Linked DNA regions of Mus musculus: all the other regions are linked to region 1. A link is a loop called in an ENCODE intact Hi-C map of the cell type or tissue named here. Cell type or tissue: heart. All regions are shown on one strand. Each heading gives the region's core, and the rest is flanking DNA. Links, peaks and the distances in the headings are about the cores only.

The links. Hi-C counts contacts between places; a loop is a spot of excess contacts. Peaks named below come from ENCODE experiments on the same cell type or tissue, not always from the same donor. Only the 100,000 strongest peaks of a DNase experiment are listed, where the experiment ranks them.
Region 2: it touches region 1 in a loop (2.5-fold over the local background); 5 of 42 quality-filtered maps call a loop at or near these places.
Region 3: a loop joins it to region 1, with 9 times the contacts of the local background. A loop is called at or near these places in 15 of 42 quality-filtered maps.
Region 4: a loop joins it to region 1, with 3 times the contacts of the local background. A loop is called at or near these places in 13 of 42 quality-filtered maps.
Region 5: it touches region 1 in a loop (2.0-fold over the local background); 8 of 42 quality-filtered maps call a loop at or near these places.

What each region holds. Positions count from the first base shown.
Region 1 is chr2:153,238,235-153,244,405 of GRCm38, forward strand. Plagl2 (pleiomorphic adenoma gene-like 2) reads right to left here and starts at 3,124. Exons shown (of 3, transcript NM_018807.5): 1 at 3,042-3,124. It overlaps Pofut1 (protein O-fucosyltransferase 1), which reads left to right and starts at 3,298. Exons shown (of 7, transcript NM_080463.3): 1 at 3,298-3,491; 2 at 5,404-5,525. The coding sequence starts at 3,353. In heart, for the core only: a CTCF peak has its summit at 3,365; a DNase peak (open chromatin) is centred at 3,207; H3K4me3 peaks cover 3,995 bases; H3K27ac peaks cover 2,853 bases.
Region 2 is chr2:153,145,258-153,151,203 of GRCm38, forward strand. Hck (hemopoietic cell kinase) reads left to right here. Exons shown (of 13, transcript NM_010407.4): 12 at 3,690-3,821; 13 at 5,690-5,946. The coding sequence ends at 5,892. Among named protein-coding and RNA genes, the nearest start is that of Tm9sf4, 13 kb to the right of the region's middle. In heart, for the core only: a CTCF peak has its summit at 2,663 (motif pointing right); a DNase peak (open chromatin) is centred at 2,624; H3K27me3 peaks cover 1,247 bases.
Region 3 is chr2:153,343,049-153,349,219 of GRCm38, forward strand. Asxl1 (additional sex combs like 1) reads left to right here and starts at 2,782. Exons shown (of 13, transcript NM_001039939.2): 1 at 2,782-3,342. The coding sequence starts at 3,286. 2500004C02Rik (RIKEN cDNA 2500004C02 gene) reads right to left here and starts at 2,762. Exons shown (of 2, transcript NR_040318.1): 1 at 2,573-2,762. In heart, for the core only: no CTCF peak of the experiment used is centred there; DNase peaks (open chromatin) are centred at 2,563, 3,203 and 3,393; H3K4me3 peaks cover 3,922 bases; H3K27ac peaks cover 3,872 bases.
Region 4 is chr2:153,159,295-153,165,465 of GRCm38, forward strand. Tm9sf4 (transmembrane 9 superfamily protein member 4) reads left to right here and starts at 2,007. Exons shown (of 18, transcript NM_133847.3): 1 at 2,007-2,277. The coding sequence starts at 2,263. In heart, for the core only: no CTCF peak of the experiment used is centred there; DNase peaks (open chromatin) are centred at 1,997 and 2,247; H3K4me3 peaks cover 2,123 bases; H3K27ac peaks cover 1,448 bases.
Region 5 is chr2:153,287,530-153,293,700 of GRCm38, forward strand. It overlaps Kif3b (kinesin family member 3B), which reads left to right and starts at 3,887. Exons shown (of 9, transcript NM_008444.4): 1 at 3,887-3,975. It overlaps Gm39961 (a long non-coding RNA gene), which reads right to left and starts at 3,897. Exons shown (of 3, transcript XR_866869.2): 1 at 3,610-3,897. In heart, for the core only: no CTCF peak of the experiment used is centred there; DNase peaks (open chromatin) are centred at 3,862 and 4,882; H3K4me3 peaks cover 1,924 bases; H3K27ac peaks cover 1,026 bases.

The DNA of each region.
Region 1 (6,171 bases), core at 515-5,514:
AAGAAAAGAGCCACCACCTTCATCCTACTCCTGTTGGCCTCTGAAAAAGCACAGCAAGATCTTTACCTACAATCAGTGGCCAGCAGGCTGCTGAGCAGCCACAGTTGCTGGTGTTACCTAGGAACCTTTCAGGGATCTACTCTCACTTTGTGTCCTTTGTCTGCATACTTCTTTGATCCAGAAAACCTCCTGGATTTGACTCATACAATCAGAACTATTCCTTCAGACTTCTTGTCAAAACTGTGAAAGAATTTTGCTTCTCTTTCAAAGCTGTTCTTCTGGTCTCACACTCTAGCCGTAGCTATGGAGAAGCTGACAGAACCTGTTTCCATAAAACAAACACAATCCCTCCCAGTTACTGGTATAACTCAGTGTATTCTCAGCCCTGGAATCTTCTGGCATCTGATCTGAGGGGAGGCAGCAGGGAAAGAACCTTGGACTTGCTATCAAAAGAGCCACCACTCACTGGCTGTGAAACCACAGGCAGGTTACTTCATTTCTCTGAACCTCACTCTTCTCAATTTCTAAACGAGATTCATTCTCTTAACTTGTAAATAAATGTTTTCTAGAGGACGAAGCGAAAAGGTACCATTGAGAGTGACATAAAATGTGAACATGCAGAATCCATGAGGGCCACATCTCTGCTGCCCCTCTTCACAGTGCTAAGTATAACTTCTTTTTCCCTCTTAGTGTTACTTCTCATGCCTCAAAGTCAGTTTCCTTCCCTTCCCAACATCTCAGAACTCAGCCTTCCTCTTTTCCCTCACTGCTAACCCTCAGTACAAACACAAGCCCTTTACCTCCTGGGCCAGAATTTTCTTTTGCCAGGATGGCCACTTTACTACACCGTCTTCTATTATAGCTCCATACCCAAAGTAAAAGTGCTTGCTCAATACACCGTATGGCCTTTGGAAGCTCCTGTCTGTCGTCTGTAGTGCTGTGATGTAGGTTGCCCTCTGATGAAACTATAGTTTTTATGGTGTTACATCATCTCTATAGAAACTGCGTTCTTTCTCCATTATTAGCCTGTTTCCTCATCTGTAAAGCTAAAAATACTTACCTCACAGTCTGGTTGTAAGGATTATTTTAGTCAGGTATGCAAAAAGCTCAGCAATGGGTTTGGCCTACTCTAAGTACCCAGCAAAAGAAAGCTATTATCTTGGTCTTTATACTGAGTTGCATGTTCACACCTTCTGCTGCCACAGTCCAGTTTTCCCAACTCTCCCATCAAATACTGTTAAGCTAGCCGGTTCGCTTTGCAGCAAAGAAAGGGTTAATCTCTGAGTGTTCTTAACTAAAGAGACCCACAGAGGATTAACAGCTCCACTTCAGTGACTACCCTAAAATAGCTTTTATCCCTCCTGCCCAAGAGCTACTTGGGGCTCTGAAGAACTCAATTCAACACCTGCCTAGGAGGAAACACACCCAGAAAGGTTCTTGGAGGTGGAATCTACCCTCAAAAGAACTTAAAATAGCAACTGGGAAATTATAAATAGCATTAAAGGGGAAAAGAAAACAAAACAGGCCTTGACCTGGACATCAGAAACCAATCCAAAAGCATTCTGGCTGGCTGGAAAACAGTAAGAAGGAACGGAGGAATGGGAAGAGCTGCCCACTTCCCAAGGCCAGCGCGCGCGCGCACACACACAACACCCCGGAATGGTGGGAGAATTAAATTACAGGGAGGCCTGAGAGTCTCAGTGACTTGCATCATTCCAAGAAACATCAAACAGGATTAACAGGGGTAGGATTTACTCTCGGGCTGGTAGTTCTTCTGTCAGTGTAGATGGGCCTCTTTGGAGTCCCTTTGATTCCCTATTTCCTCAGATTCCCGCTGCCTCCCAGCCCTGGGGAGGCCTGGAGCAAATGGCTGCAACTCACTCGGGCCTCATTTTCACCTACCACCCCTCCGCAACTTAGCAGCCTTTCCCCCAAGAGGAGAGGGTTAGAAACCCAAGGCCAGACTTATCACAGCCCCAGGCTGACAGGTGGAAAAACACACAAGCCAGGAGTCGGTATGCTTGCAGGTGAAAGCCCCAACTCCCAACACGGCCAGGAACGCGGCCCGCCACCGCGCCACCGCCCCCTCCCCCCCCCCCCCCCGCGACCCCGATCTGTTCCAAGCTGGACTGAAGCATGGGGCTGAAGTTGTAGGAAGTCTGGCCCTTAGGCCAGCGGAGAGACTACCCTATTTTGTAGTGTGAAATGTTAAATTCTCCCCACAATTGGAAGGTGGATGTAAAGAGTGGAGACAAGAGACGGGAATTCAATAGTAAGTCTAAAAAGTCTAATAGGATCTGGGGTGGGAAGAGCAAGCATGCACGGTAAAGAATTACGAGCACGTTATTTGAGTCTCTAAGAGACCCCATGGGGGGAAGAGGTAGGGAGATTCTAAAGGTCGAAAGAGCGAGTTCTCTGAATTTCAAACGGGTGTAGAAATGGGACCCTCCCGAAGGAAAATGCCTAAACTTTCCACAATATGATCACTGGGAAGGGAACTTCAGCTAGGGCTTTATTTTGGGTTCTTCGGCCCGAGGTACTGCAGAAAAGCCTGAAAGCAGGTTTATGAAAGTCTGGAAAACGAAAGAGCTTAGAGCAGACTATTTGGAGCAGGAAAAGGAAGGTTATGTGGGTCGGGGTAGGCGTGTCCGAGGGTGGGAACAGGTGCAGCTTATCTATGCCCCCCAGACCGCGATCCCGAGGAAGGTTAGCTGCGTGTTATCTGGGTCTCCAGGGAGTCTGGGGGGTCCAGACTAGGGGACCCTCAGGCTGAGTTTCCAGGTCTAGGAATGGAGGGAGCCTGAAAGGCTTGTTCCGGTCCCCTGGGCACAGGTCTGAGGTCCGGGGAACGTTTTCGTCACTACGGGGCCTATCGGGGGCCCGGCTAGAGCAAAGGGGGCCCCTACTCAGGGGTGTGGGCGACCGCGCTGGGCGGCCCGAAGTGAGGGGCGCCGCCGCTCCGAGAGCCGGGCGTGTGGGCGCAGCGCGACGGCCTCCCGCCCCGCTCCCCACCATCCCCCAGGACCCTCGCCGGCACTCACTGCGCTCGGGACCCCGCGCTGCGGGCCGGGCCGCGCTCGGGCTCCGCCAGGCCCGCTCAGGCCCCGGTAGTGGCGGCGGTCGGGCCATTGTGCGGTGCATTGTGGGAGCCGCGCGAGCGGGCGCTCGGGTCGTGGAGGGGGCGGTGCCGCGGGCTCTCTATGGTCCCGCCCGCCCGCGGGCTAGAGAGGCCCAGCCGGCGCGCGGGCGGCGCGCGGGGAGCACTGGGAGCGGGGCGGCCACTCGCGCCTCTTCTTCCCTCCCACCCCCTCCCCGCCTCCGGGCCGTGGCACTCTGGGGCTCTGCCGTCGACATGGGCGCCGCCGCGTGGGCACCGCCACACCTGCTGCTGCGGGCGTCTTTCCTGCTTCTGCTGCTGTTGCTGCCGCTCCGCGGGCGGTCAGCGGGCTCCTGGGACCTGGCCGGTTACCTGCTCTACTGTCCCTGCATGGGTAAGGCCTCCGGAACCCTCTGCTTAAACGGAGAAACTGAGGCGGAGGAGGCGGAGCCACTTCTCTGAGGCGCCCGGAGACTTCTCAGGTCCAGAGGAGAACACCAGAGAGGGGCAGGGCCTGTGTTCTTCCCTGCCCTACTTGCCTGGGTACAGAGGACCCATTGGTGTTCAACTTGCCATTCGACAGATGGGAGAAGTTAAGTGACTCACTCGAGGTCTAATCAGTCTCAGATCAGTAGATGGAGTTTGTAGGACAAGACCTGCCCGCACTGTCTCGTGGCAATTCTTGCATTCATTCAGCAAAGAATTTATATGCCCCCCCCCCTTTTTTTTAATGTCCCAGGCGCTGTTGTCTGTGCTGGTGGTGAATGAAACAGATAAATCTCATAGGATTCTTCATTTTAGGAAGACAGACAATAAAAAGTTTTTAAGTGCGTGCAGAATTTGTACAAGATGATTCAAACTGGGGTAATAAAAGATAACCAAGGACTCCTAAGAACCAGCGGAGGGATGCAACTTAAATGCAGTCGTGGATCATCATTATATAATCCATCCCTTCTCTCAATCCTTGAGTAGCTTGCATTCCTGACCATGGCCATCATCTGATGGCCTGACCTTGCAAGATTGGCTCCACTCTTCTCCACACCCCTTCTCCCATGGCCCTCTGGCTACAGCCATAGTAACCGGCTTTCTATTGCTTACAGACATAAAGGTCTATGAGCTATTCTTCTCGGAGTACCTTCCTATAATTTCTGCTAACTCTTTCTCATCCTTGAAGTCTCAACATACGTGTCACCAAAGAGGACTCCATTGACCTCTCTACTTGTCATTTCCTGAGTCTCCCTGTCACCAAACCTTTTCATTTTTTCCCTTGCAATCATCAAAATATACCATAAGGAATTTGTTTTCATGTTTAGTGTCTCCTAACCTGAATTAGAATGGAATGCCTTGAGGACAGAAACCTTATCCTTCTGATTTTATATTATAACATCTAGCACAGTACCTGGCACATTTCAGCCTTGCAGTGTTTCTGGAATGGATGAATGGCTGCCATATTGATGATAGCCAAATGTGCTTGCATACAACTTTAATCTCAGCACTAGAAGCCAGAGGCAGGTGGATTTCTGTGAGTTTAAGGCCAACCTGATCACATAGAGAATTCCAGAGTAGCCAGGGCTACATAGTGAGACTCTGGCAAAACAAAACAAACAAAAACCAGATAGACCTTTGTGTTTAAAGCATTCACAGCCTGCATAGACAGCCAATACAAAAAGCTGGAAAATGAAAGCAGACATATAAATGACTGAAGTGTTTATAGCTAAATGGTAAAGCATTTACCCAGCATGTCAGAGATACTAGGTTAAATACCCAGCACATAAATACATAATCTGATTCACAGCTGTAATTCTAGCATGTAAGAGGTGGAGGTAACATGCAGGAAGATTGTTACAAGTTCAATGACAGACTGGTCTACAGAACAAGTTCCAGGACTATATAGATCCTGTCTCAAAAAACAAAACAAAACAAACCTCAATGCCGTGCTGAGAGTAAAGGAAATGGATAGGAGTTGTTTAAAAGTGTCTTAGCAAATGAAGCATCAGGGTCACCTTCATGTACAAGTGAGTGGAGACAGGTCTGAGGACACTGCTGGCAAAGATGGCAGGTAGAGTGGGGATGATTATAACATGTTTGAGAAACAGCATGGACTCTGGTGGGGCAGTGGCAGAAGGACCAGGACCTACAGGCCCTCAGATGTCAAACCTGGAAGTCTGGACTTTCTCTCCTGTGCCAGTGTTGCTAGCTCACTGTTCCTTGGCCTTCCCCAGTCTTGAATGCACATCTTTGCTGAGCCCTTCGTACACCATGCCATTAGGCCCCAGGCCACTCTACCCACAATGTACCATTTCCAGGGCGCTTTGGGAACCAGGCTGATCACTTCTTGGGCTCCCTGGCATTTGCGAAGCTGCTGAACCGCACCTTGGCTGTACCTCCATGGATTGAATACCAACATCACAAGCCTCCTTTCACCAACGTGAGTATTTCTGCTGACCTAGACCCTTGCCCATCCTTCCCCACACTTGCAGACTTGCTTGACTCCAAGGCCTCTGGGTTTTCTTCCAATCTGCTGTTGTCCTCTTCTCTACCTAGAAATAGCAATAACTAGCTTTTTTTTTTTTTAACCGAACACCTGTCATGTACCCCGCATTGTCTGAACGCTAGATGAGGGTTAGCTCATCTTTCCTATAGCTAATCCTCGAGGAAACCAAGGTCTAGAGAGGAGAGGTAACTTAGGTAACTTGCCAAAGACTGCACAGCCTGTGGGTAGTAGATCTTTTTTTTTTTTTTTTTTTTTTTTGCTTTTTCGAGACAGGGTTTCTCTGTGTAGCCCTGGCTGACCTGGCACTCACTTTGTAGACCAGGCTGGCCTCGAACTCAGAAATCCGCCTGCCTCTGCCTCCCAAGTGCTGGGATTAAAGGCGTGCGCCACCACGCCCGGCTTTTTTTTTTTTTTTTTTAAAGATTTATTTATTTATTATATGTAAGTACACTGTGTTTGTCCTCAGATACTTCAAGAGGGCATTAGATTTTGTTACGGATGGTTGTGAGCCACCATGTGGTTGCTGGGATTTGAACTCAGGACCTTCGGAAGAGCAGTTGGCGCTCTTAACCACTGAGCC
Region 2 (5,946 bases), core at 1-5,000, 93 kb before region 1:
CGCCCCAGACTTAAACACTGTAACTGATGCCCATCAGCTGATGACCAGAGGGAGAACATGTGGGCATCCATACCACGGAATAGTGTCTGTGTCTGTGACAGAACAGAGACAACTGTTGGAAACCCTGGGAGCATGCTAAGTAGAGGCCAGGCACCAATATCTGTTACCCTTGAAATGAAATTCCCAGAATGGCGCAGGGGTTGCCAAGGGCTGGGTGGGAGACTCAAGAAAGGGGTTCTGAGCGCCAGGGATGGGGCTGGATAACATGTGATGAAACATTGTGCAATTCACAATTCTTCCGCTATTATGAAAGTCGTCAGGAGCTGTGGTGGCTGCGCCTTTATTCCCAGCACTGCATTCAAAGCCAGTCTGGTCTGCAGGGTGAGTTCCAGGACAGCCTGGACAGGGCTACACAGAGAAACCCTGTCTTTAAAAAAAAAATCATTGGAGCATACACTTTAAATGTGTGGATTTTATGGCTTGTGCATTATATATCATTAAAGCTGTAAAATTCACTTATACCAACAAAGCTGTGAAGGGAGGTGGGGGGAGTGCTAGCTGAAGCAGGGAGGTACTGCCTCAGAATAGCTGGAAGGAGCCTTCTGAAGGGGCTACTTAGCTACAGATCATCAAAGTCAGACCTTAAGCATCTGTATACTTTAGCTGGGTCTAGAAGTGCAGGCTTGTAATGTAGGCTACTCTGGAGACATATCACAAGTTCAAGGTCTGCCAGGGTAGTTACTGACCCTGTCTCAAAATAAAAAGTAAAGGGGCTGTGGTTCTGTGGCAGAACACTTGCCTGACATGTGTATGGTACTAGACTCAGTCTCCAGTAACACACACACACACACACACACACACACACACACACACACACACACACACCATTGGATATGTTATGATTTGATGTTTAAACTAGGTACAAAAAAATAAAATGAAAAGTTGGATATATAATCTAAATCTGTAAAGAATAAGTGGGATATGGAGAGAACTCTCTAGATGTGGCTGAGGATGTGGCTTGGTGGCAGAGTGCCTACCAGGCATGCTCAAGATCTGGGTTTGAGCCTTAGTACCACATAAAAGAGAAGTATGACATAAAGAAAATGGCTGACTTAGAGTTGGGCTGTGAATCGCAGCATGCAGGAGGATACCATGGAGCCAACCCGGGATATGGAGACCCTGTCTCTCAAAAGGAAAGGAGAGTCTGGAGAGATGGCTCTGTGGTTAAGAGCACTTGCTGCTCTTGCAGAGGACCTGGGTCCTGGCACTCATATGTCGGCTCCCAATCATCTAATCCTAGTTCCATGGTTCCAATACCCTCTTTTGGATGCTGAGGGCACCAGACATGCATGTGGTACACATACATATATGCAGGCAAAATGCCCCTACATGTAAAATAAGTCATTTCAGGACCAGTTTTTTAAAAGAAAAGGAGTGGCAAATTGGCTGAGTGAAAGTGCCTGCTGCCAAGCTTGAGGTCCTGAGTTCAAGCCCCAGGATCCATGTAGTGGAAGGAAAGCACTGACTCCTGCTGGAGGCGTCCTCAAACCCTGACAAAAACTGACACTCCCACCCCTAGCAGCCACAACTGCTCAGCTAGGGGTGGGACTTCAGAGGCCAACTTCTCATCTCTGCTGGGATTTTGTCCAGTTGATCTTGTGCTGGTTTTGTGCAGGCAGACATAGCTTCTTCGAGGTCTGGTGTGTTATGGTCCTGTCATCCAGAAAATCCTCTTTTACAGCATTCCTCCACTGTCTATGGCTTTACAATCTCTCTACTGCCTCTTTCTGGATGATCTCTGAGCCTGGGAAGGGTGTGTGTGTGTGTGAGAGAGATGTGGATATTTCCTTTAGGGTTGAGACTTGTCAATACTTAATCACTTACTCGGCCATAATACAAGCGTCGCCGAATTCCAAAGAACATGCAGATGGTCTCTTAACTTAGCGGTTGCTTGGTATATGGTTTTAAAAATAGCTTTATGGGACACCTAAAAGCACTAGCATTTTCATCATACAAAGGGGCTAGCTTTAGGTGCTCAGGCCTGCGCTGGGACTTTAACCATCTTCTACCACAGTAACAAGAAAAGTGAATTAGGGAACAAAACAGACCCGGCCGAGCTGATGTGTCATCACCACTGCCAGGAAGTTGAAAAGACAGGGAGCATGAATTCAAATTAGCATCATGTGACAGGGGCCTCACATTAAGAGAGTAGCACAGGGGGAAAGCCTCCATTGCTAGTGTCAGCAGTGACACTGGCATCTTTCCACTTAGGATCCAACCCTAAGTGGAGGCAACAACAGAGTCAACATGGCAGTTTGGAGTGGAGCAAGAGTCCAGGGCTAAGTGTCCTCAGGCATCCCTAGGACTGGCCTTCCTCTGGTGCTGCTACTTTTGTGATGAAGCCAGTCAGGTTTATGTCCAGCTCTGAAAGGCTCCCAGGCTTATGGCTGTTTAGGGGGATATGTGCCTTATGGACATTAAGCCACTGGAGACGGTGGTCTAGCCTCTCTAGCCATGAAACCAAATGTCCCACTGAAGTCTTTGAAATGGAACTGCTTGCAGCCTTCTAGCTCCTTCCGCCCTACAGCCCTGCAGTTTGGCAACTGCTGTTCCTGCCCCTCAGCACTCAGCCTGTTTTCTGCCTGCCGTGATAAGGCATGGACAGGAGGTGGCAGCAGAGAGTGATTGAGAGCCTGGTCATTTATCTCCAGTGTTCTGATGGTACAGACATAGTTGCATTGAGAAGAAATGATACAAAGGTGGGCATGGTGGTACATGCCTCCAGTCTAGACACTAGGGAAGTGGGCAGAAAGACCAGGAAATCAAGGCCATCCTATCTAGGCTATGTAGTGAATTGAGAGCCTGTCTCATAAAAATGAGTGAGTGAGTGAGTGACTGAGTGACTGAGTGAGTGACTGAGTGAATGAATGCATGAATATGCTCTCCCTTTGGATTTTGATCTCTTTCCATGTCTATTAATATACTGTCCTCCCTCATGATGCTGAGCCAGGGCAGTGAGCTACAGCTCTGATTTAGCCAAGAGATCACCAGAAGAAACAAAAAAAGAAGCCATGATATGCAGTTGCTGAACTACAGTGTTCAGTAACTAAGTGTTCGAGGCATTTTTGACTTCTGCATTTTGCCTTACAGTGAGTGTATCGTAATCCTGAATCAAGGGGCAGTTATATATCCTATAGACCATGTTCACCAATTATACTTTAATTAAGACAAACACCCACAGACTGCTCATCAAATCCATTCTAGAGGGAGGAAGGGAAGAATAGGAAGGAAGGGACACTCTGACTAGGGCAAACCTCAGACGACAGCTGAAGTCCTCTCCTGCACGCCATAGCTGGGGAGTGGATGGGGTGAGGTATCAGCTGTGACCTAGACTCAAGCCCCCCGGAGATCACTTATCCCCAAAGACCTCTGGGTCTCCACTTATCAGCGTTAACATTTAACAGGCAGCAACTGAATCAAGGATGTAGCCCCCAGAGTGAGCTCCCACATTATATCCACTCCTCTTTGATCCAGTGTCTGTCCTCAAGACAAATGTCCCTTGGTAACATGGGTAACACATTGCAAGGAAATCGCTATTTGTAGAGGGCATGATTCCCCTCACCCTAGCAGAGCCCCAGCCCTCATTGCTCCTCAGTCTCACCGTGACTCTGCTCTGCTCAACCCTGCAGGAGCCAAGTTCCCCATCAAGTGGACAGCTCCTGAAGCCATCAACTTTGGTTCCTTCACCATCAAGTCAGATGTCTGGTCCTTTGGTATCCTGCTGATGGAAATTGTCACCTATGGCCGGATCCCTTACCCAGGTAGGAAAAGGGACATGGGCTTAGGGGTGTCTCCAGCCCAACCTGGCAATGGCCCATCTCGTCAGTATGTCTATTACACTCAGCTCTTGATCTTCCCCCAGTCCCTCTCCACCTTTCTCATATCAGAGGTACTGCCCTCCACCATCCCTCCGCTAGTGTAAGGGGTTGGCTGGCTATCTCCTCTTTCCCACACCTTACTGCACTCAAGCAATCGAAGTTCAGCTATTTGAGCAGGAGGTGGATGGGAAGATCTGGAGAAGTAGCATGAGGCTGAGAAGAAGTCAACTTTTTTTTTTTTTTTTTGAGACAAACTCTTACTCTGTAGCTCTGGCTAGCCTGGAGTTTGATATGCAGACCAGGCTGTCCTTGAAGTCCCAGAAACCCATCTGCCTCTGCCTCTGCCTCTGCCTCTGCCTCCCAAGTGCTGGGACGAAAGGTCTACAGCATCACACCTGGATGATCTCTACTTTTAAGAGATGTATACTTGAGGCTGGAGAGGTGGATCAGAGGTTAAGAGTACTTGCTCTCCCAGAGGATGAGGGTCCAGTTCCTAGCACCGATGTGGTAACTCACAACTATCTCATTCTAGTCCCAGGGGATCTGATGTCCTGTGATGGCCTATGAGGACACCCGTATACACATGGTGTATATATGCACACATATACATGGAGGAAGAACACTCATACACATAAAATACAAATAAATAAATAAATCTGAGGGGCAGGCCTCAGTTCCATGAGAATGGGTGAAAGTATGTGATCAAGGTGGCACACGGGCAGCTGGGGCAGGTGGTGGCACATGGGTACCTGGGGCAGGTGGTAGCACATGGGCAGCTGGGGCAGGTGGTGGCACATGGGTACCTGGGCCAGGTGTTGGCACATGGGCAGCTGGGACAGGTGTTGGCACATGGGCAGCGGGACAGGTGTTGGCATAGACAACAGAAATAAGCTGATGAACTGAGCCACATTTCAAAAGAAGCAAAGAGAGCCAAGGCTGGCTGTCCTGATAGTGAAGAAGCTGTGGAAATTTGGGGTGATTCACTAGAGAGGATGGCCGTCCAACTAAGATATTTAAAGTTTCTTGTTTTTGCTCTTAATCACTGACCCATCTCTTCAGCCCTAATCACAGAAGTTTAAAAAATACTAAAAATAAAAGTAAAGTTGGTAACCATAGTTATTTCATTGTTGTTTTTAGAGATAACAGATGTAAACTTAGAATAAGGAAATGATGGTGTTCAGAGTGACCTTGAATCTGGCTTTGGGGGGGCGGGTACACTAGTAAAATCCAGGCAGGCATAGTAGCCTGCACCCTTGGTTCTGGCAGAAGAAAAGGCAGGTGGATCTCAGTGAGTTTGAGACCAGCTGGCCTACACAGTGAGTTCTAGGATGGCCAGAGCTACGTAGTAAGACCCTGTCTCAAAAATAAATACAAACAAACGGATAGATAGATAAAACAACAGACCAAGATATGCAGAAACAGTAGGCTGGTTAATGTTCTGCCACCTTAAGAGGTCTGGCATTGCCAGATACTGATGGTGCATGCCTTTAACTCCAGCACCCAGGAGGCAAAGGCAGGCGAATCTCTTCAGTTTGAATTTGAGGCCAGCCTGGTCTACAGACTGAGTTCCAGGACAACCAATGCTACAAAGAGAAACCCTGTCTCAAAAACAAAAACAACAACAACAAAAGAGGTCTGGCATGTCTTGATGGCTGGACAAACTTAGCAATTGGACAGTTAGTTTCTGTCCCTTCCTCACACAGTTAGATGATAACTGCAGCTCCATTTGCTACCCCTCCCTAACACACACACACACACACACACACACACACACACACACACACACATTTAATTTCACTCCTCTTTTTCAGGTATGTCAAACCCAGAGGTGATTCGGGCACTAGAGCATGGGTACCGTATGCCTCGACCAGATAACTGTCCAGAAGAGCTCTACAATATCATGATCCGCTGCTGGAAGAACCGCCCCGAGGAACGGCCCACCTTTGAATACATCCAGAGTGTGCTGGATGACTTCTACACGGCCACTGAGAGCCAGTATCAGCAGCAGCCTTGACAGCAGTAAGGACATGAGCAGAGCCAGAAGCCCCATCAGTGCCTTGACACGCCC
Region 3 (6,171 bases), core at 450-5,449, 100 kb after region 1:
GTCTCTTAGATTGGCTTCAAAATATGGAGCCCAGGCTGCCTTTGAGCTTAAAATCTTCCTGCTTTCATCTCCCAAGTGATGAAATTAGACATGAGCTGTCTCACCCATTTCCAACACGTACCTTATACAGACCTCTGGAAGTACTACTTTCTCTTCATGCTTAATGAGGCTATTGTCACTAATTTGATTCTCCAAGGGTAGAGATCTTGAAATATTCATGTGATCTTCCCACAGCCTGTACCACTTGTGAAAACTAGGCAACTGCTTGCTGATACAAACTGAAAAGGTCTGACACAATGTTTGCATTGGGCTTTATTGGCTGTAACAAGTTAAAGCAATAGGAGCTTAAAGCACACTGAGAAAAGCCTGTTGCTTCCTGGGCCAGGAGTCCACATACTGAGTGGGTTTCAGTGGTTCCCTGCTCTAATCTGAGGCTGAAGTCAAGGTATGTATTTTCTTTTCTGGAAACTCTTGTTTCTGAGTTCATCTGCACTGTCAGAGTTCAGCTCCACTGGGTTGAATGACTAAGGTCCCTAATTCCTCACTGCTGTTGGCAGGTTTAGTCCTGATGCTGCTTACATTCCTTTGCTTTCTGCTACTTCAAAGCCAGTAACAGCAAACTGAATTGCTTCACATTTCCAAAACACCTATACTTTCTGGGACCCACGTGGCCCACTCAGAAGTCTAGGATGATCTTCCTAAGGTCTAAAATTGATCTGCAAAGCTCCTTTTTCCAATGAGTGTAATGGAGTTCTGGGTCCCCACCCATGGGTCAAGCCAACCTGCAATACTTAATAAGAACTTGTCCCAAAACATAAAGGGCTTGAAAGGTAGGACAGTGGTAAAGCATCTACCATGCATCTTGAGCCCAAGTCCCAACACAACAAAACACAAAGCCTGCATTTTACAGTCTTCCCTATTCAACCCTTCCAAGTGTGTGGCTTTGTTGGAGCTATGGATCAATTCAAAACATCTGAACCACTATCCTCTCAGAGGTGATTGTCTCAGCTGCAGATTGAAAAACTATAAGCAAAACTACCAAAGGCCAGGGTTAGTGGGGCATGCATTTTAATCTCACATGTATTAATGGGAGGCAGAGGTAAGACAATAGAAGCCCATTGACGCCAGCCTGTCCATATTGTGAGTTTTTGTTTCAAAATAAAAAAATAGTGAAATGGTGTTAGGATATGCTCAGGGATTGTGGGAGGTCCTCAGTTCAACTCTCTCCCCACCAACAGAGTCCTAATATACACCTAATTTAATCCCAGCACTTGGAAGGCAGTGGCAGGTGGATCTGAGTCCAGAGCTAACCTGGTCTACACAGTGAGTTCCAGGCCAGTCAGGTGTCTGTCTCAAAAACAAAACCTAAAATGTCAAAAACAATAACAATAAAATAATTTTAGATGTAGTTCTCCCCTCGCTTTTGGGATGAAATGAGAAGAGTGTTTCTGTTTATTGAATTTGAGTCTTGGGTGAGCACTAATAAGGACCGCTGAGTCCTTTAGGTACAAGGGTTGGACTGCTGGGTGATTTCTTCGTCTCAGCACTGGCTGCCTGTGTACTAACACCACAAGAGTACAGGGTGTTTTTTTACCCACATAAACCTTTCAAAAACTGTAAAACCTGGCCATCAATCCAGTTCAAGACTGTAGAGATGTTTCTGTACTTTGGGCCAACAAACACAGAAAAATAATGTTCTGGGTGCTTCAAACCTTATCATCCTGTCACTGCAATCAAGGAACAGAGGCTCCATTGCCCACTGTGTAGTAATAACAGCTCTCATTTATTCTACAGCAGAAGCCAAATTACATGAGCCTAATATCAGGATCTTCCACATTCTCTCCCATCTTCTAGATACTTCATGCTAATTTGTACCCCATCAAGGTTGTGGGATACTATGCTAACATTGATCAAACAGGCTCAGCGGGGTTAGGAGTAGTCAAGGAGTCACAACTAGGATTCTAAATCTAGGTTGGCTGACATTAGGACTTGACCTCTCTCCGGGCAACTGCGTCTAAATATACACTCAGGTGCATTTAGATTTCTGTGGATGGACCTTCAGTGTTTACCTACTATCGGATCATCAAATTCACCTGGCGGCAACGCTGCTGGAAACTGCAGGTGCATTCTCTGCAAACACACAGAGGTATTACAAGAGGAAATGGGTTAATCACCTAAGTCGGTCAATCGTGCAATAACCGTTTTACTGATATGAGTGTCTCTTTGCTTATTACTATGCGCCAGTTGACTCATTTAAGGGTGGGCCAAAAAGAAAAGTCCTGCTTTTTGTCACCCACCAGAAGTCCAGAAGAGAACTGTGTATGCGGTGGGGGATGGTGCAGTGGAAGCAGGGTAGCAGACTACCAACTCCAGATCCGAAACCGCACTGGACCCGCCACCAGAATCAAAAAAAAGCTTTGAACGGGTTAACCGCGCGCGCGGCCAGGGGGGAGTCCAGCCACCGCCCCTTCCCAGCACCACCTCCCAGAAACCCTCAGGCCTCCGCTAGTTCCCGAACCTCGCGAGACCCCGCCCCATCTTTTTCTGACCGACTTCCCGCCCCCTTCTTTACCGTGCTTGGAGCGCAGCGGGGTACGGAAGAAAGTGGGCGGAAAACAGGAGCCCGGGGCACTCCGGGAAATGTGGTCCAAGCACTTGAGGCAGCCATTTTCTTCCGGAGAGGGGTAGGCCAGGAAGCCAGTGAGGACTACAAATCCCAGCCACCCTTTCGGTTTGTTTTTGTTCAAAAAAAAAAAAAAAAAACCCACACTCCCCCTCCTCACTCTTCTCTCTCACACACACGCGGGCACACACATACACACACATACCCACGGCAGACACGCACGCATCCGAGCGTCGAAAGGAAAGCCGCGTCTCGCCATCCGGGCCCGCCCGCCACTAGTTCGCTCTTGGGTTTCCCAGCAGCGCGGGAACGCGGAGGCCGGAGCCGTGACCTCTGACCCCGTGGTTATGCGGAGCCGCCGCATTCCTTAGCCATCGCGGGGCTGCCGCTGCCGCTGCCACCGTGGGCGACTGACGCAGCGCGGGCGCGTGGAGCCGCCGCCGCCCCTCCCCCCAGCGCCACCCTCGCGCCGGGGTCTCGCTCTAGCCAGTCCCGGTGCGCCCGCCCTCTCCGGCCGCACCCGAGCCCTCGCACGCGCCGCCGCCGCCACGCGCCCCCCGCCGCTGCCGCCGCCTCCGCCCCAGCCCCGCGCCGCCACCGCCCCAGTCCGCCCCGCCCGAAGGACCCGCGTGGAGCCGCCACCGCCGCCGCGGAGGAGGAGGATGAAGGACAAACAGAAGAGGAAGAAGGAGCGCACGTGGGCCGAGGCCGCGCGCCTGGTGAGCCGAGCTGCCCGGGGGGCCGCGGCGGGGGGCGTAGGGGGTGGGCTCCGCGCGGCTCCCCGGGCGGGGGAGGGGCGAGGCCCTGCCCACCGCAGCAGGGGGCGGGGCCGCCCGGGTGTGGAGCTCCCGAGGTCCCGGGCCCGAGGAGGCTGGGACGCCTTTTCTCTGCATCCCCCCACCCCTTGAATTCCTGCGGAGGGGCGAGCTGGCAAGCGGCTCCTCCCCCCTCCGAGCGCCCGGGCGCCAGTCTCCCCTCCCCCCACGTTGGCAGCAGCAGCGGGGGGTCCCGGGGAAAGCGCCCGTTTATTCTTCTGCGGGGAGTTAGGTTTCCGGGAAAGGTCGGAAGTGCTTCCCCGGACTTCTTCGTGGGCAGAGGTGTGTGGGTCACTAAGACACCGTAGGGGTGGGAAAAGTGCCCCTGGTTTCAAGGACGCGAGAAGCATTTAGAGCGTTGGCAATTTAAACCAGGTGTGTGTCGGAAAGCAGTCGCTAAGGACCGATGTGAACCCTGAGTAGTGGTTCTCAAACTACTAGAGTGCCCGGTGGGAGCATACCTGGGGACTTTGTTTCAAACATTGGCACTAGGGCTCATTTTAAACACACTGAACTCGAGATTCCTCTGAGAAACAGTACTTTAGGCAGCTGCTTAAGCGATTGTTATGCCGGTGACCCTCGAATATTTAAATCACACTGAGCCCTGTGACTACAATGGGGGGTAGGCAGTTTGCAGAGGAGCAGAATACACTTTGCCAAGAATGTGTATCTGTTTGAGGCTTCCCTTCTGAGGGTTTAGTTAAAAAAAAAAAAAAGTAAATAGGTTTTTGAGCTCGCTACCTGCCCAGAGGATTTGTGGCTTTTCTGTTTCCCAAGCTTCAGTAGACTTGTGCGATAGCTTTCTTTTGGACTCAAAATACAAAGCCAAAAGACCGGAGGCATGTTCTTATGAAATGTTGCTGGTGACAATTCTAATGGTTTATACTTTTCTCGGAGATGTCACTTCCTCAGACTGCCACAGTGCAGGGTTATGGGTGCATCCTGCTTTTGTGTTGACGCCCTGTATTTTATATGTAATTGTTATAATTTAGTTTTAATGGTGGAGTGAAGCTCAGCTTTCTTCTAGCCGTTCCTTTTACTGGAAAGTGAGTTCTGTCTGCCTCAAAAGTGTTGGAGGTTGATAAAGATCTAGAGTGAACCCTTTTTTTTTTTAGAGTCTGTGAAAGCCGGTTATTCATTTACCCATGGCTGTTTGAGCTACCAGAGAATTTCCACTGGTATTCCTGATCATCGCTCTTCTCCTGTTACCCTGGGAACAGAAACAGGGATTGTTTGTGTGAAAGATGTAGTTTATTTTTTGCTTGGCATATGAAAATTGAAACTCCGAGGTGGTGTATTTTTCCTTCTGTGATTCAATCAAAACTAGAACTTTGCCTAGTATTTATGATTTTTGGAACTTAATGATTTCTTCATGCTTCTCTTAATAAATTTAAGTCTGAAGGAGCTTAGGAGAAAGCTAAAATGTAGGTTTTTTTATTTTATCATGGAAGTTGTTGGATCTTGACCATTGAAGTTCTAAGTTTCTGTGTGCAGGTGTTTATGACTCTGGGCACCCAAGGAATATTTGCTTGCCAGAACCCTACTTGTTAGAGGTAGGTGAAAGTACCTTCAGATCCTGTGTTATTTATGTCCTGACAGCTCTGAAATCTTCTCCTCTCAAAGCTCTTTGGGCTCTTATTAATTGAAAGGCTCTGGCAGTTTGGAATCCACTGTTATTTTAAGCCTCTTTAAGTTCTTAAATTTACTGTGGTTTGAATTCCAAGGTTAAGGTTGCTATTTCTATTTTATCATTGGCTCACCTTCAAGCTCAATTATCTGAAGTTATTTCTCTTTTTCTACTGTGGCTCTTCAGTTAAAAATAGTAATCTGAACAGGAATTTCTTTGTGGTGTAGTTGTACATTTGAAAGAGGACTTGTGGGAACATGGTATGCAATTTTGCATATCTTTTATGTGCTTTGTATTTTAGAATTTTCTGTGCTTTTTGTGGGGGTGGATGGGGGAGTGCAAAGTCGTCTTCCCATTAAAAAGAAAAAGTCCCGCTACACTGAGTGCTGGGAGTTTTTGCTTTTACTTCATAAAGGAACACCTGGCAAGCAGTGAGCTACAATGGCAATGCAGTCAGTTTTGCCACAAGGTTACTATTGGTAACTGCTTTTGGACAGTTGAAATTAGATCACATGTTATGGCGACTCATGTGCTTGTCAGGTGGGGGTTTCTAATCGCTCTTGGCCTTGCTCAAATTGGGGAGTAGATAATAACCTTATATATGCCATTTTGACGTAGGAAAGCTTACAGGATTCTGGAGAATTCTAGCAGAGTAGCCGACTCCTGCAGATGGGTTTTTGCAGTTGTTAGATTTAAGAAGTGGACATTCTTCTCTCAGATGCCTTACAGAGTGCATGGCATTTCTAGCTATCGGAAGTAGAGATGTGGAATAAATATGCCATCTTGTTAGGAACAATTTGGGAGAAACAGCCAAGGAGATTTTCTTTTAAATTGTGTACTACACTTAAATAGATTTCTCTGGCTTTTGAGAAATGCTACATTGCATGCTTTGTTTTTGCTCTGATTCATGTCTGAACATTCTTTTTTTTTTTTAAGATGTATTTATATTTATTTATTTATTTATTTATAAGTACCTAAGTACACTGTAGCTGTCTTCAGATGCACCAGAAGAGGACGGCAGATCTCGTTACGGTTGGTTGTGAGCCACCATGTGGTTGCTGGGATTTGAACTCAGGACCTTCGGAAGAGCAGTCGGTGCTCTTAAC
Region 4 (6,171 bases), core at 338-5,337, 79 kb before region 1:
TAAGAGGGCATCAAACCCCCTGGAAATTGGAGTTACAGACTGTTGTGCGCAGCCATGTTGATGCTGGGACTCAAACTCTGATATTCTAGAAGAGGATCTTCCAATGGTCTTAACTGCTGAGTCATGTCTCCAGCCCCATCAGTATTACTCTTTAACCAGACATAGTGGTAAGAAACTTCCAGGACTTAAGTTGCAGTAGAACTGGCCACAAGTCTGCAATTCAGAATTACTACAAGACTATCTAGTAAATCCATCCTGCTTCTCTAGCTCTGTGCCTCTTGGGAATATATCTGCTCTTTGGGATGGTGTGTTGGTCCCAGGCATTTATGGGTTTGTTTTTCAGCACTCATAACAATCCAACCCAATACTAAATCAACTAGGCTCAACCAAGTAGTTCTTTTGTTCCAAATATCAATAAGGATATTCACATGTTCTATATTTAGTTAGTAGCTTGCTAGGTTTGAACTGCACAAACTTATTTCCTTTATATGTGTAACTGTCAGGTGGGGTTTCTAGAACTCTGTGAGGAATGACATAGACCTGTCTATGCAGCAGGACACCCAGCCATATTTATATCCTTGGGAGGAAGGAGAAGCTTCAAGCCTCTTACAGCCTAGACACAGAAGTGGAAGACACTTATAATTCACTCTATTTGGTCAAAGCAAGTAACTTAACCCCAGCATTCAACAAGAGAAAAAAATTCACCTTTTGACAGGAGAACCAGTATGCTCATAACATGCAAGAAGGAGAGGCTTGTTAGTAGACATTTATGCAGAAAAAAATCCACCACGGTAGTAATCAGTACTGACCACAGTGGTGGTCAGAGCTCAGCTGTTCCTTGCCAAGGTGCAGAAGAGATAACTAAAAATCTTAAGACCAGTTTTGGCACAGTACTTAAGCAATGCTGAGTTTTCTGTTTAGCCCGTGGCTCTCTTTATGGCTCAGGATGGTCTTGAACTCACCATGCCTTCCTTCCTCAGCATCCTGAGCGCAAAAATTACCAGTGTGAGCCACTGAACACGGATAATGATAAAGATGATAGTAACGATGATGACTGAGGCAAGGTCTCACATGTCCCAGGATAACCATGAACTCTTCTTGCTGGACCTTCTGAGTTTGGGGATTACAAGTCCCAGTGCTAAAGATTAGGCAGGCTATCTGCTAAATTAACTATATCCTCAGAACTCATTACTACTCTCTTAACAGCTTTTTGGATCCATCTAAGAAGACCGCACTGGCTCTTTGTACACTTTACAGTGGTATATATGAACCAAACAGTCTTTCTCCATTATGATCCTTTGAGTCCTCCCCAGACCCTTTTAAGTCAATACTGGAAAGTTAAGTTTAAGATGGTTAAGTGACTTGCTTCAAGTCATACATTAAGCCAGTTAGAATGGAGAAGTCCACATTGAAAAATGTCTCCTTTCACTAAGTGTTCTGCTTTTCATTCACTCATTTAACAAAGCATATTGTTTGGGACACCTACCATATGTGTGAAGGAATGTACATACGTTATATAATGACAATTATTTATTGAATACTTTATATGATTGTGTCAGTGGATACTTAACATAAGCCAATTATAAAAATAATCTAGAGCTGGGCGTGGTGGCGCACGCCTTTAATCCCAGCACTCGGGAGGCAGAGGCAGGCGGATTTCTGAGTTCGAGGCCAGCCTGTCTCGGAAAACCAAAAAAAAAAAAAAAAAAAAAAAATCTAGAAATCTCTGCCCCATTTCACTGACGACAAAAACGCAGTGTAAGGGAAAGACAGAGTCCTACCTTCATAGTTATTACGGCCGATTAGTAAGACTATATTATAGTCAAATAAATATTTAAACATATAATTACAAATTACTCTAAATCAGAAGCTGTCAGAGAGGGTTTACCATGCTTTCCGTTTCACAATTAAGGTCCCGGGTAACCCTGGCAACGACTCTTTCTGCCAATACTAAAGAAAGCATCCAGGGAGCGCGCCTATTTCCACACACCCCCATTACCCACAATGCAAAAGGAGTAGGCGGAGGAGCGGGTCTGCCAGAAGTCAATATGGCTCCAATAGTTACACCGTACGTTCTCTTCACCTAGTCAGAGACCTCACTGCCAAGGCCAATCTGCCAAGGAGAAATTAAGCTTCTTTTACCTCCTCACTACTGCGACTACAGAAGAATCTGAAGCCAGGAGTCCCCTTAGTGGAGCTACACTCCGTAACCACAGAAGCACCACTTCCGCTGACGTCATCACGCCGACACGTGGATCCAAGATGGCGGCGGCGATGGTGAGTGAAGGAGACTCCGGGAACCGGAGCTGGAGCAGGGCCCCCCTGGATAGCCCAGGACCTTCCAGCGCCCCATGCCTGGTTCCCAGCCTCCTCCAGAACCCCTGCTCGGGTTACCCTTGACTGGGTCGGCCTCTACAAAGTCCCTTTCTCTAGCCTTGGCATGGCATCTAGGCTTGTCAGGGCCTGGAGTTTTAGGGGAGGTGCCGCTTGGAAGGAAGACTTCGGCTCATGCCTTCACGGTTCTCATTTCAGCTTTCGTTCCCGCCCCTTGTCACCCCTATTTCCCATTTCTTCCCCTCCAGGCTTTGTCTCCTCCCGAGAGGCCCCCGTTATTTCTGCCTTCGCTCCTCCTCCTCACGTTCATACCCAGCTCTCCACATACCCATCAGCCTAACCAGTCTGCGGGTGCCACCTTGCTCGCACCAGCCCGAGCCTTGTCCTTACCTGCACCCTCAGCGGTTCCCATAGCGCATCCCGCTTGATTGCTGCTGTACCAGGGCATCCCATGCCCATCATCCCATCCCCAGGCCCTGCCCTTCTCCTGCCTTTTCTGTCAAAATCTGTCTCTCCTAAAGTGCTTTTATCCGATTGGTTCTTAAACCCCACTGTGCACGGGGATCTTGGGTTGTTGGTGGGGAGGCATGTTTAAATAGTTTCCTGAGCATCACTCCCAAAGATTGCAATACCTTAGGCCATGCTCAGGAATCTATAGTCTCACAAACAGTCCTGTGTTTATAATGGAGGTGGTCCCTGGGTTACCGTTTAAAAACACCTCTGGCCCTGCCTGTCTGTATCCCCCTCCCACTCCACACAGCTCCTTACAGATAAAGGGTCACTATCATGAAGCTGACTAGAATTAAGTCTCTTTGTGGATGAGAGTGGAGGTAATATACCTGTGCCTGAAGGATGAGTCACTAGCTGACTTCTGTTTATCAACCACAGAATTAAGTTTTTGAAGGTCAGATTTTCTAAGAGAAGTTCACCTCAAATTCTGTTTGCCAAGAAATGAGAACAAAAGTCGAAAGTGAATTTTCCTGGGTGGTCTTGTACATTGCTGCCTCAGAAGATAAAATTAATTCCATCGTGGTAGTGAATGACAAGAAAGACTCAGAGAAAAAGCTTGTGACATTTGACTCTACTGAAGGAAAATTCTTGCTTAAGTTATTTGATGTTGGTTTTCTCTAAACAGGGCCAGGTTAATTCATGAAAGGAGTCTGTCCTGTTAGCAGACGGCTGACTTTTTTTTTTTTTTTTTTAAATTAGGTTCCTTGTTTATAACCCCAGAAATCAGGTAAAAATGTTCAAGGTTTTGCGGATTGTAACCCCTTTTGTGGAGCACTTGCTTGAGCGTACCCAGGAGCCTAAGTTCGATATTTGGCTCTGTTTAGGGGAAAAGCAGATTCAAAGCTTTCCCTGGTTTCTGTGGCCACAGACTTCAGTATGAATCATGAAGAGGGGTAAATCCCTAAAGTGGGATGTTGAAATCCTTTTTCTCCTTTATCACATTCAGAATAAGGCGAATGTGAAGCCAGGAAGTCACACCCTTTCTTGTTCATAGAGAGTTTAGTAAGGTGGCATTTATAGCACTGCACAGGGAAATTCCTGCCCTGTACAGAGCTTTTAAGAGTTTATAAGTTAGCAATATGTATTTCTGGTGTACGTTTCTTCATTCAGCAAATATTTGAATGTCCAGTGACTGCCAGGAACTAGGTATATGACTGTCAGAGGGTCATGGTCCCACCCTCGTGGGCCCACTCTCATTCCAGGAAACCTGCCTGGTGCTGCTAAATGCTGTGAGGGTAGCAAGGTGACGGGATGGTGATTGGCAGTAACTGGGCATCATAGCTGGGACGGACTGACAGACAAAACACAAACAAACAAACCAGCTTTGCAAAGAATGTCCCAGGCAAAGAAAATGGCAAGTGTGATGGCTGAATGACATGTTTAAGGAATCTATAGAAGACTTTTAACACCGGAACCATGGGGAAGGGTAGCGTAGCAAACAGCAATCAGGGACGAAACCAGAGACAAATAAGAACCGCACTTGCTAGAAGTAAGTGTGCTTGTGATTGGTGCATGGTGTAGCTCACGGTTAGCAATCTGTGTACTGGATTTTGAAATAGATTTTTCTATTAGGTTGGCTTCACTTCCTCCTACCCTACTGGGACAACATATCAGGGGAGCCAGCTTGTTCTTAATGTGCAGATAGACCATAGAAACCAATTTTTTTTGTTTTGTTTTGTTTTTTTGTTTTTCGAGACAGGGTTTCTCTTTATAGCCCTGGCTGTCCTGGAACTCACTTTGTAGACCAGGCTGGCCTCGAACTCAGAAATCCACCTGCCTCTGCCTCTTGAGTGCTGGGATTAAAGGCGTGCACCACCACGCCCGGCAGAAACCAGTTTTTTAAAAAGATTTTTTGTTTATGTGTATGGGTACACTGTAGTTGTCTTCAGACACACCAGAAGAGGGCGTCAGATCACGTTGCAGATGATTGTGAGCCACCATGTGGTTGCTGGGAATTGAACTCAGGACTTTTGGAAGAGCAGTCAGTGCTCTTAACCACTGAGCCATCTCTCCAGCCCCATGGAAACCAATTTAACTCAATTCAATAAATAGAGAATGTGGCACCTGGGAGGCTGAGGGATCTCTGTGAGTTCAAGGCTAGCCTGGTCTAGATAGTTCAGAGAGCTAGGACTATGTAGAGAAATTTAGGTAGGTAGGTAGGTAGGTAGATAGATAGATAGCATGAATGGAGAATGTGCTATATACTGAGCCCAGTTTAAAAGGCACTCAAGAAACTGCGTGTTCAGTGAAAAGGCACAGAAGCAAGTTTGTACAGAGGTGTATGTGGAGTCACAAGTAGGTATGAATTTAGTTTGTGCCAAGCACATTACTACACAGAAGTGAGTACTGTTCCCACCCCCTCATACATGTAAGCTATTTCATAACCATTTTGGGTGGGGCATATAGATCTAATTTGGAGTGGATCCACTTCTGAGGCAAGTCATACAGAAAGGAACTGAGCTAGTGGACTTGGTGGCCGTGTGAAAAGGCTGGTGATGTGGGGAGGCTGTTTTCCTTTGAAAGTTAGAGTTGTGGGTATGCAGTGCAAGGGCTTTTCCCTCCCTCGCTTACATTCATGAATGGCTCTAAGAGTTGTGCAAATGCTACCCAGGTCTACTAAGCACACAGTTAGTGTTTCCTGAATCTTCAGAGTACAACTTCTCTGGCCATAGGAAAAGGAAGCCAGGAGTTTGCCTTCTGCCCTGGATTCTGCACTGTATAAAGTTACAGCATAGAATTCATCTGGCTGGGCAGAGTTGAGAAGCAGACTCATCATATCTTATTACAGAAAACTACTCTTGGCAGTATTTTAATGGAACTTGGGAAATGCCCATTGAGTACATTCATGGGCATATAATACTCCACTTCCCTTATATCATCTCCTCACACTATCAGCTTCTATTATGGTTTTATCTCTATGAATATGATTCATATACCACAAAATTGCACCTTCTTAATAAAATATCTTTTTACATTTTATGTGTGTTTGCCTGCATGCATATATGTGTACTGTGTGCATGCCGGTGCCTGAGGAAACCAGAGGTCATCAGAACCGGAGTCACGGAGGGTTGAGAGCCACCTTCTGGGTGCAGGGACGCAAACCCAGATCCTCTGCAGGAGCAGTGAGGACTTGTAACACTGAGCTCTCTTACGCACACAGCTGAGTGGCTTTGGGTGTGTTTAGAGGATCACTGTTTAATTCCAGAACATTCTCATCAGCCTACTGACCTGAGAATCACTCCTGGCCGTTCCCAGGCTTCGCTCCCTCAAGCCTCTGGTAGCCACTGCTTTTCTGTGTCTCTGAGGAGTTACCTTTTCTCAGTTCAT
Region 5 (6,171 bases), core at 766-5,765, 50 kb after region 1:
CGTGCATTCGTAATACGTACGTACATAGTTCCTGTCCTGGGAACTACGCATAAGCCCTGGTTTGCTTCTGGGACTTCTGGCTCTGCTGCTGACACCATTACTCTTACCGTCCCCTGTCATTTACTGTGCCCTACTTTTGGGTTTCATGCTTATTAACCCTTCAGCGAATCCTCACAGGAGCCCTTCAAGGAAGCCACGGGGTTGGAGCTTTAGCTCCGTGTAGAGCGTCCCTGAGAATCTCAAGGCTGTGGGTTACATCCCAGCACTGGGGGCAGAGGTTGGGGAGAAAAAGGGGAGGAATGAGGACCAGAAAGGTGGACTAACATGATCAAGGTCGCATATCCGTTAAGTGCCTGAGGAGGAAGCAATTACCTTCCGACCCTTGTCTGGCTTACTTCAGAAACATCAAAGATGTGAATTTAGAAGCCATTAGCTCCATCCCTAGTCTTCTGAGCCTCTCTTGGGTCACGCGGGCTCATCCATGCTGAACCTGGGCACCTCGCCAAGTGACAACCATTAAGCATGTCTCATGTATTTGGCCTCCATCCAAGCTCAGCATCTTATTTCCTCTTGAAAGGGGCTCAGGAATACCACCTCTTTACCATCCAATAAATAATTCCTATTTCTTTAGTCTTTTTATACCACCCCTTTCCAGCCCTCTTCCTCAAATAGCATCAAATTTCAAAGGACACTGAGCCCTCTTACCGGCAGGGCTCCTCTCATTGGCAGTTACTGCAGCCTTAGGACACCATGGGCCTATGTAATAGGTTTTATTTTTCCTTCCATGAGTTAGAGATTGGAATCCAGGACCTAGGGATGCCCAGCAAGTGCACTACACTCATTCTGTAGTTCAAGCTAGACTTGAACTCCTAATCTCTCTGTTTCTGCCACCTACCAAGTGCTGGGATGAGAGACATATATATCAGACTCCATATTGTACTTCATCTTTATGACAAACCTGGACAGTGTCAAATATATATTTTGCAGGTGGGTAATTTGAGTTCAAAGAATGATTTGCATTGGGTCACCTGCTGGATAAAGGACAGAATTGGAACTCAGGCCCCAAATTGTGTATACCTGAAGTCTTTGTTGGATAGTCTGGAACTATTCTGTGCAGTATGGTAGCCAGTAGCCACAGGTGACAACTCAAACACAAATTAACCAAAACTACGTAAACATGACTTGGTTGCTTGGTAGCCCTGGTGTCATTTTGGAAACAGAGCAGTTACATGTGGCTAGGGCAGCCATATTGGACGGTGCCAATACAGATCATTTCTACCACAGCCACAGGCTGCCGAACAGCACTGTTCTAGAATGTCAGAGAAGAAGGGAAACTTGGTGCTTTTGCCATGCCTTGGGGAACCAGGCCATGCTATCGGTCAACTCTGTAGGAAGTTCATTACAAGTTCCTTCCTGTAGGCAGGATCATAATAAAGGCCAGAAGCCCTGGCACACACCTTTAACCTCAGCATTTAGGAGACAGATACAGGTAGATCTATATGAATTGGAGGACAACCAGGTCTACATAGTAAGTTCTATATGGTGAGACCCTGTCTAAACCAAGTCATAGTAAAGCCAGCCATAGTGGTCGAGGGTAACAGCTGAGTGAGTTCGTTACTCAAGCATGAGGACCTGAGTTCAACCCCCAGCACCCAGATTAAAAGGCCACATTGGGGGCTGGGGAGTTGGCTCAGTCGTTGAGAGCACTGACTGCTTTTGCAGAGGACCAGGGTTCAATTCCCAGCACCCAAAGGGCAGTTCACAACTGGCTGTGTGTAAGTCCAGTTCCAATGAATATGATGCCTTCTTCTTACCACCTCAGGAACCAGACACTCACGAGGTGCACATGCGTACATGCAGGCAAACATTCATACACGTAAAATGGTAAAGAAGTTTAAAAACAATTTAAAGCCATGTCGTAGCACGTACTTGTGATCCCAGTGCTGGGAGTGAAAATCCCCCCCAAAAATGCTTTCTTCTATAAAATGCATTGGCATGGGGCTTCATCAGAGCAACAGAAAAATAACTAATACAGAAGAGGCAGAGGCAAGCAGATATCTGAGTTCAAGGCCAGCCTGGACTAAAGAGTGAATTCCAGGACAGCCAGGGCTACACTGAGAACACTGCCTCGGGAAAATGCAAGAAAGCAAACAAACAAAACCACCACTACCAATAACAACAACAAAACACCCGTCTGGGAGGCCCTGGGTTCTGTCTCCAGCACCACGTAAATGTCACGTGGTGCAATGTGCCTGTGATGTCAGAACTTAGGCAGGAGGATCAGAAGTTCCAGGTTATTTTTGTTTTCCTAGTGAATTTAAGGACAGCCCAGGGGCTGGAGAGATGGCTCAGCGGTTAAGAGCACTGACTGCTCTTCCAGAGGTCCTGAGTTCAATTCCCAGCAACCACATGGTGACTCACAAACATCTGTAATTGGATCAGATGCCTTCTTCTGGTGTGTCTGAAGACAGCTATAGTGTGTTTATATGCAATAAATAAATAAATCTTAAAACAAAACAAAACACAACAGCCCAGAATGGGAGAGGGTACAAAGAGCAACTAAAAGAACTAATGAAAATGAGAGAAAATTTTGGCAATTATTAGCCCTAGAAACTACCAAGAGATACAGAAGAGATGAAACATAAACACATATATTGCATTATGTTCTTGTAAACAACACATAATGTGTTTGTAACCAATACAGGTAAACTTTACTTTGCGTCAGTTTGGTAGGTATCTTTTTTTTTTCTTTGTGTGTAGCTCCAGCTCTCCTAGACTTGCTCTGTAGACCACATTGGCCTCCAACTCAGAGATCTGCCCACTCCTCCTTCCAGAGTGCTTTTTGCTTTGATGGAAGGGTAGCCGGACTCCAAAGATGCTATGCAGGGAGGATGACTTGATGTGATTCCGGTTTTCAAATTATTGTTCAGACTATCTAGTCGAGATGCCAACCATGCACTCCCAGCCCAGCTGGTTTGCATGTGCTGAAGTCAGAGGACAACCTAAGTTGTTTCTCTCCTGCCGGGTGGGTCCCTGGAATCTACCTCAAGCCGTCAAACGCGTTTACCCACTGAGCCATCAGAGGGTAGCATCTTTTCCCTACAATTATGTGTATTTATTTTTGATACTGAGGGACAGAGTCTCGCTGTGTAGTTCGGAACTTGCTCTGTACCCAAGCATGGTCTTGAGCTGTTCATCCTCCTGCCTCCATTTCCCGAGTGCTAGAACTATAGTCATGAGCCATCAAGCTCAACCAAAGTTTTTTGAGTTGATGGTAAGAATAGTGGGACTCCAAGGATGCCTTGCAGGGATGTGCTTCAGGTTTTAAATTATTATTCAGGTCACCTCGCCGGGAATGGATGGTCAGGCCTTATACTCTATTAACAGAGAACAAGAATTGCAGTCGAGTCTAAAGATGACAGGTGGCCTGGCCTTGCTTGTGGTGCTGTTCTTTAAAAAAGTGGAGAAAAGCAGGAATATATGAAAGGCAGACTGTGGGACTCGATGGCCAAATGAAAGTGACAGGCAGGACAGATTTTCCTTCATCCCTGGGTGGCCTTAATTGGGAGCCACTCAATACTAATCTGAGACCCAGATCAGAGAACTGACCTGAAAGAGCTTTCAGAAGGGGAGGATGAAAGCGCGTAGTGTGACCAAGATACTGGGCTCTGTTTCACAAACGGAGAAACTGAGGCACCCGAGACCAGAGGACCGAGTCCGGGTGCCTAGGAGGGTCAGAGTGTCCGCGCGCTGGGAACCTGGAAAACGCCGCTGCACTCCGGGTTCCGCCCCTCGGCGAGCTCCTCGCTTCGGAGGCCCAATAAAGTTATTGAAATTGACGCGGTTGCTAAGGAAGTGGGTCGCCGAGCCGGGTTGCTAAGGAAGTGAGCGCCGCGGTCTCTCCCCATCCGGGGCAGCTGGGAATGGCTGAGCCCCGGGTTCGCCGCCGCCGCCCGCTCTCGGCTGCGGCCGCAGGTGAGTTCGAGATGCTGGGGTCACCGCGGGGCGCCCAGCATTATCCCGATGTCGTTGCTCTGCGAGCCGCAGCATCCTTTGTCCGGCCTCTGTGGTATCTCTGACCACCCGGCTTTTTCTCGGGCGCGGCCGGTACGACCCCCCAGTCTCGGCCGCCCGTGCTCGCTCCTCACGGCCGGTCCGGGGCCACAGTCCCAGGCCCTGGCTGGAAAGGCAGCTCAGGAAGCAAGAACCTGAGGTCCGAGCCTCAGGGCGGTGCCTGGCTCGCTGTGTGACCTTGGACAAACCCCTTGCCTTCTCTGGCAGCAGCAGACCTGTCTGCCCATTGGGGTCTTGACACTTGCCGAGGAGACTTGTATATGAAAGGGCTCCAAGTGGGAAGAGGGTGAACGGCCAGGATACTCTATGTGGAGACCAAGAGAACTGTTTGAAGTCTGAGTGCTTGAGTTTGAGGCTGCATAGCGTGGCGTTGAGTCTTCTCATCTGTAAATCAGATCATGGGATTGCCCTTCGTGGGAAGCAGGGCGTCTGGAGTAGCTTGGGACATGATGCTTAAAAAAACAAAACAAAACATGTTAATTGCATATAACGGGTTTCATGATGACGTTTCATCCGTGTGTATAATTTATTTTATTCGTGCTCCCCTCCCACTGACCCTTTCCCTTCACTTTTTAGTCCCTTCTAATTCCATGCCCTAGCGCAGTTTACAAAAATTAGGTTCTTTTGAGGAGCATGGGCGTTTTGCCCGTGGCTACACTACAGAAGAAAATGCCTGCTACTCCCTCAATCACCAATAACTCATGTGAGGTGTTAGGTTTGGGGGTGTGGTGGTGGTGGGGACACAACACCTCAGGAATGGGTGGCTGTGTTGTGAGCCCCTCCCCCTAGCAACCGTTAACTGCCCATAAATCCTCGTGTAGGGGTGGGTCCTGTTGAGCCCCTCCCCCTCCACAAAACACGTGGTTAAGTACTACTTATCACTAATGGGATGGAGCCTTCCAAGAAGGGGAAGATGACTTGGAACCAGAAGGACTTAGGTGTGTAGCTTGCTAGTGCATATGGGTATTCTAGACACCCTGGCCATTCCCCACCCACAGTTTTACTTTGTAGTCTGCTCAGAGGGGGGAAGTTACTGACCTCTTAAAAGGTTCTGTACTTGTGCCATGCCTGTCACCCGGTATATTCATAACAAGAATAGGGGTATTTATCTCTTCTGAGAAGTGCTTAGAGCAACTTGATGCTTAAGAAGTTTTTTGAGGCGTATTATCTCATTTAGTCTTCACAGACAGTGTCAGGCAGCTGGTGATGTCACCCGCTCTTGTAGATGAGGAACCTGTGCCTGAGAAAAGTGAACGGCTTGCCTAAGACTGAGGCTTAAGGTGTGATGGAGCTGGACGGCATTTTACTCCCCGCTCCCTGATGCCTCTGCTTTCTCAACAGTAACTGCTAGAAGGCCACAAGGGTATTTTGGGTTGCTTCTAATTGCTTTGGCTAGAAGTTGTTCTCCCAGTGGCATGGAAACAAGATCTCAGAAAAAAAAAGCTCTGCATGTTTTAGTTTGTTCCTAGCATATATTAATTTTATCTGATAAATTTGACTGACTTTTTAAAAATACCATTACTGTAGTTTGTGTGTGTGTGAGTGCCAGCCTGTGCTGTGGTGTGTGGAGGTGAGAAGTCGGCTTTGTGGAGTTGACTCCTTCCACCTTTCGGTGGGCCTTGGGGATCAAACTCCGTAGACTCAGGTTGTCAGGCCTGTGTGGCCAGTGCTTTCCCTGCTGAGCCGTCTCCCCTGCCCCATGTGATGTTTAAATTCGTGTGTATGTGTGTGTTTTGATCATACTTACCTCCATCACCTTCCTACTCCTGCTGATACCCTCTCTTCCCACATTGTCTCCCCTTCCACAGCTCCCCTCTTTGATGACCCAGCCAGTCTAATTAGGATGGCTTATGGGAACACACATGAGGATTTATTTATAAGAGCACAAGTAACTTACTAGTGTTTCCATGGCTGAAGAAGTGCCTCTTTCTCAGTCACCATGGACTGTCTGTAAGTCCTCAGAGACGAGCGGGGCCTTATGAAGCCCTGCCCGCTTCTGTGACTAAATATTGATGGGCTCAGTCTCATAGACTTCTGTACAGATAGGCACAGCTGCTAAGAGTTCACAGGGCCACAGCATGTCCTACCCAGAGGCAG